2 separate regions of the Homo sapiens genome follow, and region 2 is linked to region 1. Evidence: chromatin contacts called from ENCODE Hi-C or POLR2A ChIA-PET data. All regions are on one chromosome and are shown on one strand. Each heading gives the region's core, a stretch centred on a gene start or an enhancer-like site at or near the end of the contact. The rest is flanking DNA. Distances are from core to core; before and after follow the strand shown.

Region 1 (6,917 bases), core at 295-2,794:
GCTTAATAAAAGCACATTTATTCCTTCTCTCTCCACTTTTGCTTATAAGGTGTTAGGTTTTGCAGGGTAAGAGCTGCGCTCACTGGTCCAGGACCTTGGCCTTCCTGTGTCTTCACTTTTTCATCTGCTGAACAGACTCCAAGGGCCCCAGTGGTGGGGATAAATAAATGCCTGATTACTCCATTTAGGGAAAGGTAGAAGAAAGGGTAGGATAGAGACCAGGATGCCAAAGGATCCCTCAGGCCTGGGAACCTGGAAAGACTTTTCCAGGACCTAAAAGAGAAGCGGCGGGGCACTGTGGCTCACGCCTGTAATCCCAGCACTTTGGGAGGCTGAGATAGGTGGATCACCTGAGGTCAGGAGTTCGAGGACAGCCTGGCCAACATGGTGAAACCCCATCTCTACTAAAAATACAAAAACTTTGCCAGGCATGGTGGCGCTCGCCTGTAGTCCCAGCTGCTCAGGAGGCTGAGGCAGGAGAATCACTTGAACCCGGGAGGTGGAGGTTGTCATGAGCTGAGATCACACCACTGCACTCTAGCCTGGGCGACAGAGTAAGACTGTCTCAAAAAATAAAATAAAATAAAAATTAAGTGAAAATTTAAAAAATAAAAAGGGACGCATGAAAGTGTAAAGTTCACAGGTGGGGAAATCAAAATGGCCAGCAAGTGTTGGGAGGCACCTTCATCTCTCAGTGCAGTGATTCGGGGAAAGGACCTGAATGTGGATGTCTCACCCCAGGCAAGCACTGCATCTCTGGACAACTTGCCTCACACTCAGCCTCAGTTTCCCCCTTATAGAATAGGAGTACAGGGTTGTGAGGATTTTGTGAGATGCTGCCTGTGAACACCATGGCAGGCCAGGCATACAGCAGGAGCTCGGCCAGTGTCTGCTGTTGGCGTTGTTTTTGTTGTTTTCATTCTCCAGTCAGTTGCATTCTAACTCTGCTGCATCCTCTCTGGGTCTTTCAGCACTTGTCCCCACTGGATCTCAGTTTCCTCCTCTATAAAAGAGGAGGAGTCACCTCTCCCTCTCAGGGTTCTTGTGAGGACAGAGAGCTCCTGACGTGCAATAGGGGCTCTGAAAACAGGAGACCCTTGCCCTGGAATGGAGACGCACCCCAGATGTAGGATGCAGTGTGACTCTTTTGACATTTTAGGAGAAAGAATCCTCCAACTGGAGCAAAAAAATTAGAGCAGGAGAGGAAAGGGGCCAAGAGATGAGACTGAGGTCCCTTCCTGGGCTCTGTCTGGCTGCTCCTTTCAATGCTCCAAGCTACCTTGGGAGCGTGGGTCCCCAACCTTGGCTCCGCTCAGGAAACCATAAAGTCTTGAGTAACATCCCATCTCAGGTTTTTCTCTGTTTATCTTGTTGACCAAATAGCTTAACTGTCTCACCTGCTAATGTGATTGGCAATTATTTACTTTGGAGAGCCCTGAAAGACACTGTCAGATTGCAGAATTCTCAATTATCTAGAAACCCATCACCCAACACATGCTTCCTCGTCCCCATACTATAAAAGAGGCTGACTCCTCGGCAGAAGTGAGTGGGGGAGAGAGAGGAGACCAGGACAGCTGCTGAGACCTCTAAGAAGTCCAGGTAAGAGCCATCCATTCTGTGGCCCCTCTGCTACCCTTAACGGCAGGGATCTCAGGCTCCTGCCCTGTGGGGCAGTGAGTGATCTTGATCACTCACTGGGGGCTGTGCAAGAGAAACAGACCTGGCCAATGTCAGGGATGTGGGGATGGCCATTTGCTCTGCTGTCCTAAGAGACCAGTAACATTGATATAGAAATGGGCACTATTAATGCCGTAAATGAAAGCCTCTAAGGCATAAGTTTTAGCTTGAGGTTACCAATGTGGATACAGATGATCCAAAAACCTCCTAAAATTCTTCACCCAATTTTATACATTTTGATGCATTTTTTCTGAGACTAGGATCTTTAGCTTCCATTGGATTCATAAAGGGTCTGTTGCCCAAAAGAGATTCAGAGGCTGTGGTCAAAGTTACCTCCCTAAGAAGGGCACAACTGGCTCTTTGGACCAAAGACCTTTCATTTCCAGCCTTCCACCACAAGGATGGAGCTTTAGCTGAGTCAGCCAATAGATGGAATTTTGCACAAAGTCACCAGTTGTCTCCAAATTGTAGGTACTAGTGCTGGCTCTGGACAACTCTGCTGGCTGCCAAATAGACCTGTGAGAGGTCTGCAAGCCAAACCTCAGGGGTTGACCGGAATTCCATCCAGGGCAGCTTGAAGGAGAAGAGAAAGGTGTCAAAATGATAGAATGCATGTTTGTGTGTTGGGTGAGGGGAGGGTTGGGAGACCTGCCTTCAACCACAGCTCTGCCATCAATTTATTGTATGACCTTGGGAAAGTCACTACCCCTCTTTGGTCTCCTGGTTCTTCTCATGCAATGAAGACTTTGATGGCCCCAGGAATTCCCCAACAAAGGTCTACATGAGATGGTGGCTGTGGCCATGCGACCCCTGTATTGTGTGACTTTCAAGGGCATCCACCAACCATCATGGCCTGAGCTCAGGCCAAAGGACTGAACAGGGATGATCTAAAACAGTTCAATTCTTCAGCACTTGCACGTTTAACCCTTCTCATTTGCTTTGTCTGAAGAGCAGCAATGATTCAAACCATTGAAGCAAGCCCGATTGGAGAATAAATCTGATGGTTACTTAATTTAACCGAGGGTTCACCTGGCTCTAGCTTCTAATCCTCTGTCCACCGTGTACTTGTGACCTTGGGGAAAGTTACCCACACTCGGTAGTACACAAGTGGGTTTCAAGAAGGGATGGGAGTATATTTGAAACTCCCAACTGCAAACTCACTTGACCTCTGTGAGCCTTGGTTTCTCCTACTGGAAAATCAGACAAGTGAACTGTGGGCAAGATGGAGTGAGGTGAGGCTGGGATTCTTGGCAAGAAGGAAAAAAACCCTCTTCTTTGGAATGTGGTGGAGTGGGGCTGTCTCCTTTTTAGGCCCCTGATCAGTGGTCCTCACCTGTGCAATGCAGGTAACAGGTGCCCATGTCTTAGGGTTGTGATGAAGATGAAATTGTGTAAAGTGGTCAGCCTGTTGCCTGGCAAAGAGAAATTGTTCAGCAGTATTAGCTATTACTAGTGACCCCCTGGTGTTCTGGGGAGCAAACAACCCCACCCCCCAGGTGTCAGGGCAGGTGGTGGATAAATTCCTCTCTGATACCCATGCCATGTTGGACTTGTCATTCTGGCCACAGATACTAAGAGCAAAGATGTTTCAAACTGGGGGCCTCATTGTCTTCTACGGGCTGTTAGCCCAGACCATGGCCCAGTTTGGAGGCCTGCCCGTGCCCCTGGACCAGACCCTGCCCTTGAATGTGAATCCAGCCCTGCCCTTGAGTCCCACAGGTCTTGCAGGAAGCTTGACAAATGGTGAGTTTTCAGGGGTGTATGTGTGCATGTGTGTGTGTGTGTGTGTGTGTGTGTGTGTGTGTGTGTGTGTGTGTGTGTGTCCAACCCTGCAAAGTGGGGAGGGACAGGGCTGGATGGGGGAGGGGGCCTGAGGATCTGGAATTGTCAGATCTGACCCCCAGAGACCCTTACACCCATTTCCAGCCCTCAGCAATGGCCTGCTGTCTGGGGGCCTGTTGGGCATTCTGGAAAACCTTCCGCTCCTGGACATCCTGAAGCCTGGAGGAGGTACTTCTGGTGGCCTCCTTGGGGGACTGCTTGGAAAAGTGACGTCAGTGATTCCTGGCCTGAACAACATCATTGAGTGAGTTGTCCTAAAATAGAGCTTTGATCTCCACCAGGGAACCCCAGGTGAAGATCTGCCAGCCCCAGGCAGTGACCCTGAAGCAGCGACCCTGAAGCAGCGAGGGAGCGGCCTGAAGATGGAGCCAGGACTCAGTTCTGAGACCCATCTCCAGTTTGGCAGGGACACCCGTCCTCCCCAAACCAGCAATGCCCTCAGTTCTAGGCATGTCCTGAGGCCCCAGCATCATCTATAATCCTCACCACAACCCTTTGAGGTCGATTTAATAATCTCCAGTTTGCAAATGGGAAAACCAAAGCACAGAGGTGCCTGTGTTCACGCTGCTAGAGTGATGCCAAGTGAGTAAGGCTCTCACTCTACTATCCTAACTCCAAAGCCAAGGCTCTTCCCACTACACTGTGGTCATTTTGTTCTCTGCACCTGTGAAATCCCTTAGAACACAGACGGCCTTTGATGTTAGCGAGAGTATAACCTGCCCACCTTGATGATATCAATGTGATGAAAAACAGTGTGATGTCCATGGAAAGGTCTAACGTGGAGTTTCCCATGAGACACCCAAGAGCTCGCAAAGCAAAAAGCAAGAATGGAAGCTTGATGCCAGTGAGCCGGCAGAGCCTGGTTCCTGGATAGGACTGGATCAAAGCCATTTCCAAAATCCTACCCACCCAGGGTCTCACTCCCTGACTTGGAGACAGACAGACTTCTTGACTTTGATTTTCAAATGTACTTGTTGGATGACCTGGGACAGGACACCCTGTCTCTCTGTGCTTGGTTTCTCCATCTGTAAAATATAGATTATAGAACCCACAGAGAAAGTGTATTGTGAGGACTGGAAAAGGTGTAAATCACCTGGCGCAGTGGCTGGCTCAGTGAATGGCCTCACCCATCAAATGGCCTCCCTGCTTGATGGGTGCGGTCACAGGCCTGGCTTCTCCTGGAGACAACAGGGTGTGATGATGGATGGATGGTTGGAAAGATAGGACAATGGGAGAATGGCTTCCTTCCACCCTTTCTGCACTCTCCCTGACTTCCTGCTCCTCAATTCCCATGATAAACATTGGTGATTGGCCACCTGACAGGGTGAGTGATTCTTACCCATAAATGTTTGTGCAGATTTACTTCCAGTTGCACCTGCATCATCCATTCATCCACTGACCAATCCATCATCCAGTTATCCATCCTTCTACCTAATCACTTACTCTTCCATCCATGTACCCACATATCCACTACCCACCTTCCCATCAATCCAGTCAACTAATATGAAGTAGCCACTTTCTTTGTAAGGCTCTTAGCTGGCATACAGGATGCAGATATAATCCAGACACAGTTGTTGTCCTGAATACCTCATAGACTGGAGATAAGGAAAGGGCCCTGTGTGTGTGTCAGATCTGTTCCAGGGCAGAGGCTGGAAAAGACCTAGTGTGTGACTCAGAACCCACGTGGCTTAGGCTGCAAGACTCCCCTCCCATCTCCCTATCCTGGGTGGGAAGCTCTACCTCTGGGATGGGTACTGTTAGGTTAAAGATGGTTTCTGGGTTTGGAGCTAGAGGAGCTAATGTTTCCCCCTCCAATATTACTCCCTGGACAGCATAAAGGTCACTGACCCCCAGCTGCTGGAACTTGGCCTTGTGCAGAGCCCTGATGGCCACCGTCTCTATGTCACCATCCCTCTCGGCATAAAGCTCCAAGTGAATACGTGAGTGGGTCCCAAGAGGGGGTGAGAGGATGGCTCACCGAGGGAGACCCTGGTGACCATGGTTAACCATAACGGGGGTATTGGAGTCTAACAGACCTGAGCCTCCAACTTCAGCTCATTTGCTGCTATGCTAAGTGGCCTTGGGTCACTTGGGAAACTCACTTGACCTCTTAAGTCTTTGTTTCTCCTGCTAGAAAATGAGATAAGTACAACTGTGGGCAAGATGGAGTGAGGTGAGGCTAGCATTCTTGGCAAGGAGAAAATAACCCTCTTCCTTGGAATGTGGTGGAGCTAGATACCAGTGGGGCTGTCTCCTTTGCAGGCCCCTGGTCGGTGCAAGTCTGTTGAGGCTGGCTGTGAAGCTGGACATCACTGCAGAAATCTTAGCTGTGAGAGATAAGCAGGAGAGGATCCACCTGGTCCTTGGTGACTGCACCCATTCCCCTGGAAGCCTGCAAATTTCTCTGCTTGATGGGTGAGGCCAGAGGAGCAGCTTATCCTGCCCAGAGATGACAGGGTGTGATGCCGGATGGATGATTGGAAAGCTGAGACAATGAGAGAATAGATGAGTGAGAGGCTGAAAGGGTGGGAAAATGGATGGGAAGGAGGGAGCGTGGAAAGATGGATGGATGGATGGATGGATGGATGGATGGATGGATGGATGGATGGACAGATGGTTAGATGGTTGGGTTGATGGAGAGAAGGATGAATAGATAGATGGATGGATAGATAGATGATAGATAGATAGATAGATAGATAGATAGATAGATAGATAGATAAAGTAGTACTTATTCCTTCTTAGACCAAGCTAACCAATTTTATGCTGGATCTAGCAACAAGAAATTGGAGTTTAAGCCCTGCATATTACAGGGGAATGGGGATAGAGGGCTTCCTGTGTGAACCTGGGTAGTGCTTCTCCAATTTAGTTCTAAGCTTACTTATCTGCAATATGGAACTGCACTGGAGTTATTGATAGAACCTACCAAGATAACAGGTGTGAAAGTGCTTTGTCCCAGTAAGGGGTAAAATAGACGTGGATCCTAACTAGGTTATTTATTTCAGTTACCTGTCACATGGGGAGACTGTGTCAAACCTATTACGCAAAAGTTGCCCACGTGGTTAACTTTTAATGAACACATACATTGGGCTTCACATGTGTCATCTCATTGGATCATAATGACAACTACATACTAAGTAGTATCCATTCATTTATGGACTCTGCAAAGCCTTATTGGCACCTGCTTTTTCTGAGAACCATGTGTTTATCCTACACATACCTGTGTGTTCACTGCTGTACACAAATGTAACTCCCTTTACATAAGACCCTTGCTGTTGGCCTGCACGTGGGTGTAGATAGACAAGGCTCGGCTTTAGTGACTGAGTGTTGAGACTGTGGGGTTCACAGTGGCCCCCTCTGGAGACTTCTCCACACCATCTCCAGGTCCCTGCATCACCCAT
Region 2 (6,083 bases), core at 1,033-3,532, 42 kb after region 1:
GGGTCACGTGTGTGTATGTGTGCGTGTGTGTGTGTGTGTGTGTGTGTGTGTGGCAGGGGTGTTGAGTGTTGGTTGGGGGAGGGCATCCAGGGCGTTCCCAGGAGGCTGAAACCTCTCATGAGCCTCTGATGGTGTCGTTTCAGGATCCTACACATGTTCTCATTTTTGTTCCGCATCATGACTGAGATAATCGCACATTGTGACTGTATATTTATTTGTCTGTTTCTTGCTCTCCCTCCGTCTCTGTCTCCCCAGGACACTGTGAGCCCCAGGAGGGCAGGGGCTGATCTGTGGGCTCCCTGCTATATCCAAGGCACCCAGCTCTGTGTCCACACAGAGGGTGTGTAAGGTGCATTTGCTGACTGACTAACTGACCTGCTAGCCGACTGCATCTGTTTGTGCCACCAGTCTTGAATTACTAAAGAAAATTAGAGGGTTGGGAGAGAAATACTGGGGGACTGACCCCTAAAATCATACAAGCCCTGCAACATAGCAAAGTCTTAGGCTCTAGCCTGCTCCAGCCTCTCTGGCCCTGCCCTGGGCTGCTAGTGGAACCTCTCCCGCCCTCCTGACCTGGAGAGACTGGAGATGGGGTGGGGGTGGGGGCTGCCTCAAGAATCTATCTCCAAGGATGGCCATTTGAGGGCAGATGAGGTTAAACCTCCAAGCACCCCAAACTGAGGCTCCCAACTTGAGGGACTCAGCTGCCCCCAGGGGCCTGGTCCAGTGATTCCCCCATCTCCCAGGGACCTGCCCATTTCCCAAGCCCCCCACTCAATAGTCACACCGTTTTCAAGGACAGGTAGACACTGGTACGTGAGGGTTCTCACAACAGCTGAACTTTGTAAGTCACCCCTTCCTGTCTTCCTTTATCTAGTTACAGCTAGACAATATGATATGATATCAATCAGAGCAACTGCAATACCAGTCACAGAAATCCCAGTGTCAAGAGTTCCTTCTGGGGTTCCCCGCTTTGCTTTAAGTGAGCGTGCTGTGAGTATGTCCCAGCTCCTGTCCCCTGCAGCACCGCTATTGTGAAGTCAAAGTGAGTTAACACCATGCTCAGGGCAGGGCCTGGAAAGAGGACCTGCTCATCTGATTGGGTGGTTTCCATGTCAAGGCCAGGCACAGCACAGGCCGACAGCTGGGGCCCAGAGCCCCTTTTGCCAGGCACAGACTGCAGGCACAGAGAGGTGAGGACATTTGCCTGAGGCCACACAGTAGGGGCGGGTCACCGCGTAGTGTGTCCAGGTGCACTCTCCACAGGCCGCCCAGCTCCCTCCTGAGCTTCAGAAAGCACCCAAGAGATTGGCAGAGAGAGGAGAGAGACAGTGGGTAAGAGAGAGACAGGGCAGGGACAGCCTGAGGAGGAGGGAAGGAGAGACAGAAAGAGAAGGGGATGGCAAGAGCAAGACAGAGACCTCTGGGAAAGCCAGACAGTGAAGACAAGCAGGCTACCCGAGGCCTGGTTTTGAGGATCTGAGCACACTGTCCCCTGCCTTGGGGGAGGCTCCATACAGCCCACAGCGTTCTGGGAGGCACTGAGGGCCTCAGGACCCCAGCCCTGCTTGTGCTCCATTCCCATCCCCAATCCCATCTCACCTCCAGCCCCTGGTTCTGACTCCTCATGAGAACATCCCCAGCTCCCCTTCCCTGCCACCCGCCCCACTCCCTTCCCCTCCAGCCCACCTTCCCTGCCACCCGCCCCACTCCCTTCCCCTCCAGCCCACCTTCCCTGCCACCCGCCCCACTCCCTTCCCCTCCAGCCCACCTTCCCTGCCACCCGCCCCACTCCCTTCCCCTCCAGCTCCCCTTCCCTGCCACCCGCCCCACTCCCTTCCCCTCCAGCCCACCTTCCCTGCCACCCACCCCACTCCCTTCCCCTCCAGCCCACCTTCCCTGCCACCCGCCCCACTCCCTTCCCCTCCAGCCCACCTTCCCTGCCACCCGCCCCACTCCCTTCCCCTCCAGCCCACCTTCCCTGCCACCCGCCCCACTCCCTTCCCCTCCAGCCCACCTTCCCTGCCACCCGCCCCACTCCCTTCCCCTTCAAGCGACTCAGGCAAGCTCCCAGACACTCTTTCCAAAACCCACCCTCCTTCCTTTGCCCCTGAAAGGCTCCCACTCTGGAATGCCCTCCCCTCCTAACACATCCCTATCCCTTAAGCCCAGATCAAATGTCACCTCTTCCAGGAAGCCTTCTCTGAACTATTCCCCAGGGAAGCATTGTGATGCCATTGCTGATAGCAGCAACAAAAGCCCAGTCATGCCAGTTCCAGAATCACCAGGAAAGAAAGAAAGAAATCATTTTTCCCCTCCCTAATCAGGCAGGTTATCCCCTTCTGGGCCCCACTGAGCTGCCAGCGACTGTCACACACGAGGCAGGTGCCAGCCTCCCTCTCTCTCAGTGCTGACCATACCATCTGTGTGTTTGCCCCTGTTCTACTGTTTGACATACTTGACCTGTGCTGGCCTTATTAAGCCCATCCTGTCTGCACCCTGGCATTTGTATTGCTCGTCTGGCCCTAATAACAATCCCTGTGTCACCTCTATCCTGGTACTTTGCACACTTGGCCAAGGCTCACGGCAGTGAAAGCAACACATCACCCTGCCTGGGTTCCCATTCCTGGAGCTCTGAGCCTACGCACATGCTGCCCACGTGGATGAAAATCCCAGCACTCAGCCGGCTGCCTGCATCCACCTCTGTTGGGTCACCCAACACACCTTCATCAACTGGACTGTGGGCCCCACGAGGGCAGAGATCTGGTCTTTGTCTCCCCCCAAGAGCTAGGACAGCTTCCAACTTAGCCAGGGTTCATTTGCACTGAATTTAATCTATTTCTGTCCCACAAAAGAGGGATTATGTTGTAAGTTCCAGTAATGATTTCTTTATTTCTTTCCTGGTGGTTCCGGGACCGGCATGACTGGGCGTTTGTTGCTGCTATCAGCAATGGCATCACAATAATTCCTCAGAGTCCCAGGTTGGTGGGGGCTGTGGGTCGGGCATTGGGAAAGGAATGAGGTTTCCTCCACTCCCTTGTCCTGCGCCCAACCTTTATTGACTCATTTGCAGGCCATTTAGTGGGGTTGTTTACATATCCAATACATATATTTAGTGTAAACATTTTTTTAATTCTGAAAAATACCAAGAAGATGGTGAAAGTGACCTGTGATCACACCACCAAGAAACGTGTACTGTTGATGCATTTCCTTCCAGTATTTTTTTCTAGATTAAAAAAAATTTTTTTTTGTTAAAAAATAGAAGAAACAGTTTCCCTTTTCACTTACTTCTGTTGGTTGGTCTACATTGTTTTGTGATGGCTGCCTGGTGGCCCACGGTTTATTTAATAAATCCCATTGCTGGATGTTAAGGCGGGTCCCACTTTAGGGCTATTCCAGGTAAGGCTGCAGTGAGCATCCTCACAGTTCTCTATGCTCAAATCACTGGCCAGTTCCCTTGGCAGAACCTCCACTGACCCTGGGTCAATGGGTTTGATCTTCCTAACAACATACTTGACCTCAGAAACAGCCCAGTCCTCATTGCATAAGAACTGAGCCCCCTCCACTATAAGCAAAGGTCATCACAGCCAGCCTGGCCACTGCATCGTGGAGCCCAACATCTTTATTCTATAGCTGGGGAGACTGAGGCTCAGAGAGAACTGACTTATCCAAAACCAGCCCAAAGGTAGTGGCAAACTCCATGTCATCTAGGGATTTTCTCCCCACTCCATTATCTTTAATATTTTGCAAGAAAATCCATAATCCTTAACAAGGATGCTGGTGGGATGTAGCAAGGATGAAGCATCTGTGTCTGCTCATGACCGACATTGTTAATCAATCACCACATTCTCTCCTGCTGAGCCCAGACCCTTGAAAGCTTCAAGAGCCATCACCAGGCAGCTGAAATTGGTACAAGAGCAAAATGCTTCTACCATGCTGGTGGAGCATCTTTGGTGGCAACAATGGAGGACCTGAGCTTCTTTAGGAGTGGCTTGAATTCTTGCTTTCCTTCTTTCTTTCGAGCCAGTGACAGTTGGCAAGGCCTCTGATTTCCATCTGTCCACGTCATCAGAAACCCTCTCTGGTTTTCCGCATGACTGCAGTCTTCCCAGGAGAGCTTGGCCCTCGTTCTGGCTGGAGATGGTAGGGCAGGCTGGGTCAGTGCGTGGAGCATGGGCTCTCAATTCAGACAGAAATGGGTCCCAATCCTGGCCCTCTGCTTTATGGTTGTGGGACCTTAGGCAAGTCAATTCCCTTCTCCAAGGTCCTACTTCATCTGGAAAATGGGAGGATAAAAACCCCTATTTTCTCCTCTCTTGGCCTCAGTTTGGTGATCTGTAGAATGGAGATGATCTTTTCCACTCTGCCATCTTGCTGTGTCTGAGCATCCAGCTTTGATTTAACATCAGATTATCTCCCCACCCCTAACCGAGGCTTCTGTGGATCAGCTTGGTGGGAAAGGGGAGAAGAGGTGTGTGTTCTCTCCCTGCACTTCCCTCTCCTTCTCTTTCTCTCTCTCTCTCTCTCTCTCTCTCTCTCCATCCAGAAGGAAGAAAAGGGGCAGGAGAATTTTCCTTTGACTGATATTGTTGCCAGGTAGTTCCCAACTCTCTGGGGAGCCCAAAAAATGTTGAGAGCCAAGTCTTGTCGGCACCTTCAAAGAGGTAGTCTTACCTCCCTGTGGGGCTTCTTGACCTGCACCCCCCACACCAGGGCAGAGCCTCTTTGATGGCTAACTGTCCCGCAGGCCACCCCAGCCACTCCCAGCCCCTGGTTCTCTAGCGTCCTCTCCAGGTGGTGATACTAGGAAGGACTTCAAGCAGCCCTAGACCGATCTTCGTCTTGCAGGGTCCACACCCGGCCCTGGGAAAACACACACACACATGCGCTTTGACCCTGCCCAGAGGGAACAGAGAGCAGTAATTTTCCACTTACGGAAGTCACTTTGCCCAACATGACTTCAACTCATCAGGAGACACAACCCAGTCTACTGCAAGCCCCAACTCCAGGGGAGACAAACCTCAAGCCCCTAAGTGGTCCCTGAAAAGGTCCCTCCTGCTAGGCCTGCATTGAGGCCCAAACACCTCCTGCCCTCCTCCCTGGGAGAGGAGGAGGGACCACAGCTGTCTCCCAAGAAATACCTCTGCCATCTTCTTCCTGTCCCTTCTTGGCCCTTTCGTTGCCTTAATCTGGGTCAGGGCCCCCTGCATGAGAGATGCAGGAGCTGTGCAACTGGTTTTTAGCCACTGCTTGGTCTGTGGCCCAGGACCTCTCCTTGGTATACAGCATCTGGGAAATCATGGTGCCTAAAACAACACTCAAGTTTTCAGACCCAGTTCCAGTAAATGCTAGTAAGGACACCCTCAGTGTGCAGCAAAAAGAGCCCTACCTTAGAGAGGGTGGTCCCCTTGTCCCCTGCTCCCCCACCCCACCCCAGGAGGCAACACTGTAGCTGAGACTTGGTGAATTAGAAGAAGCCAGAATGAGAGCTGGAAGGAGAGCGCTCCTGGGATAAGGCCAGCATGTGCGCAGGCCCTGGGGTGGGAGTGAGAGGAGCGAGGGATGAAGTAGAGAGAGGTGAGGGCTGAAAGGTGGCCAGCAGCCAAACATGCTGGGAAGAGGACATCCAGGCCAGGTGGAGCAGCAGTCAGGCAGCTTTATGCAGATGTTGCGTTCTTTTTTGTGTGTGTGAGACAGAGTCTTGCTCTGTAGCCCGGGCGGGAGTGCAGTGGTGCGATCTTGGCTCACTGCAACCTCTGCCTCCTGGGTTCAAGTGGTTCCCCTGCCTCAGCCTTCTGAGTAACTGGGTCTACAGGCACGTGCCACCTAAAAACCATGCCCGTCTAATTTTTTTTTTTTTTTTTTTTTAGAGACAGGGTTTCACCATGTTGACCAGGCTGATCTCAAACTCCTGACCTCAGGTAATCCACCAGTATTTGCCTCCCAAAATGCTGGTATTACAGGTGTGAATTTACCACTTGCTGAATTCTCTGATGTTTCAAGCATTTCTCATGACCTTACGAGACCCTCAAAATAGTCCCATTTCACAATGGAGGAAACAGTCTCATAGAGAAGAAGCAATT

What was found. A loop is a pair of places that touch in the nucleus more often than their neighbours do. ChIA-PET counts read pairs that join two places held with the same protein, here RNA polymerase II (POLR2A). Pooled maps may share reads with other maps.
Region 2: a loop to region 1 is called in a pooled map, with 4 times the contacts of the local background. The contact joins the enhancer-like site here to the promoter of BPIFA1 in region 1. A Hi-C loop is called at or near these places in 1 of 168 maps with a recorded cell type or tissue (Right ventricle myocardium inferior) and 1 of 50 pooled maps. POLR2A ChIA-PET finds 5 or more read pairs at or near these places in 2 of 52 experiments (A673 and RWPE1).

Annotation. Positions count from the first base shown.
Region 1 is chr20:33,234,452-33,241,368 of GRCh38, forward strand. BPIFA1 (BPI fold containing family A member 1) reads left to right here and starts at 1,545. Exons shown (of 9, transcript NM_130852.3): 1 at 1,545-1,599; 2 at 3,246-3,420; 3 at 3,604-3,763; 4 at 5,352-5,459; 5 at 5,782-5,934. The coding sequence starts at 3,261.
Region 2 is chr20:33,275,374-33,281,456 of GRCh38, forward strand. No RefSeq gene overlaps it. Among named protein-coding and RNA genes, the nearest start is that of BPIFB1, 4.8 kb to the right of the region's middle. RefSeq lists an enhancer at 5,913-6,083. Within about 2 kb of position 2,283, at least 4 of the 41 ENCODE cell types and tissues checked have a DNase peak (open chromatin) inside an H3K27ac peak, as active enhancers do.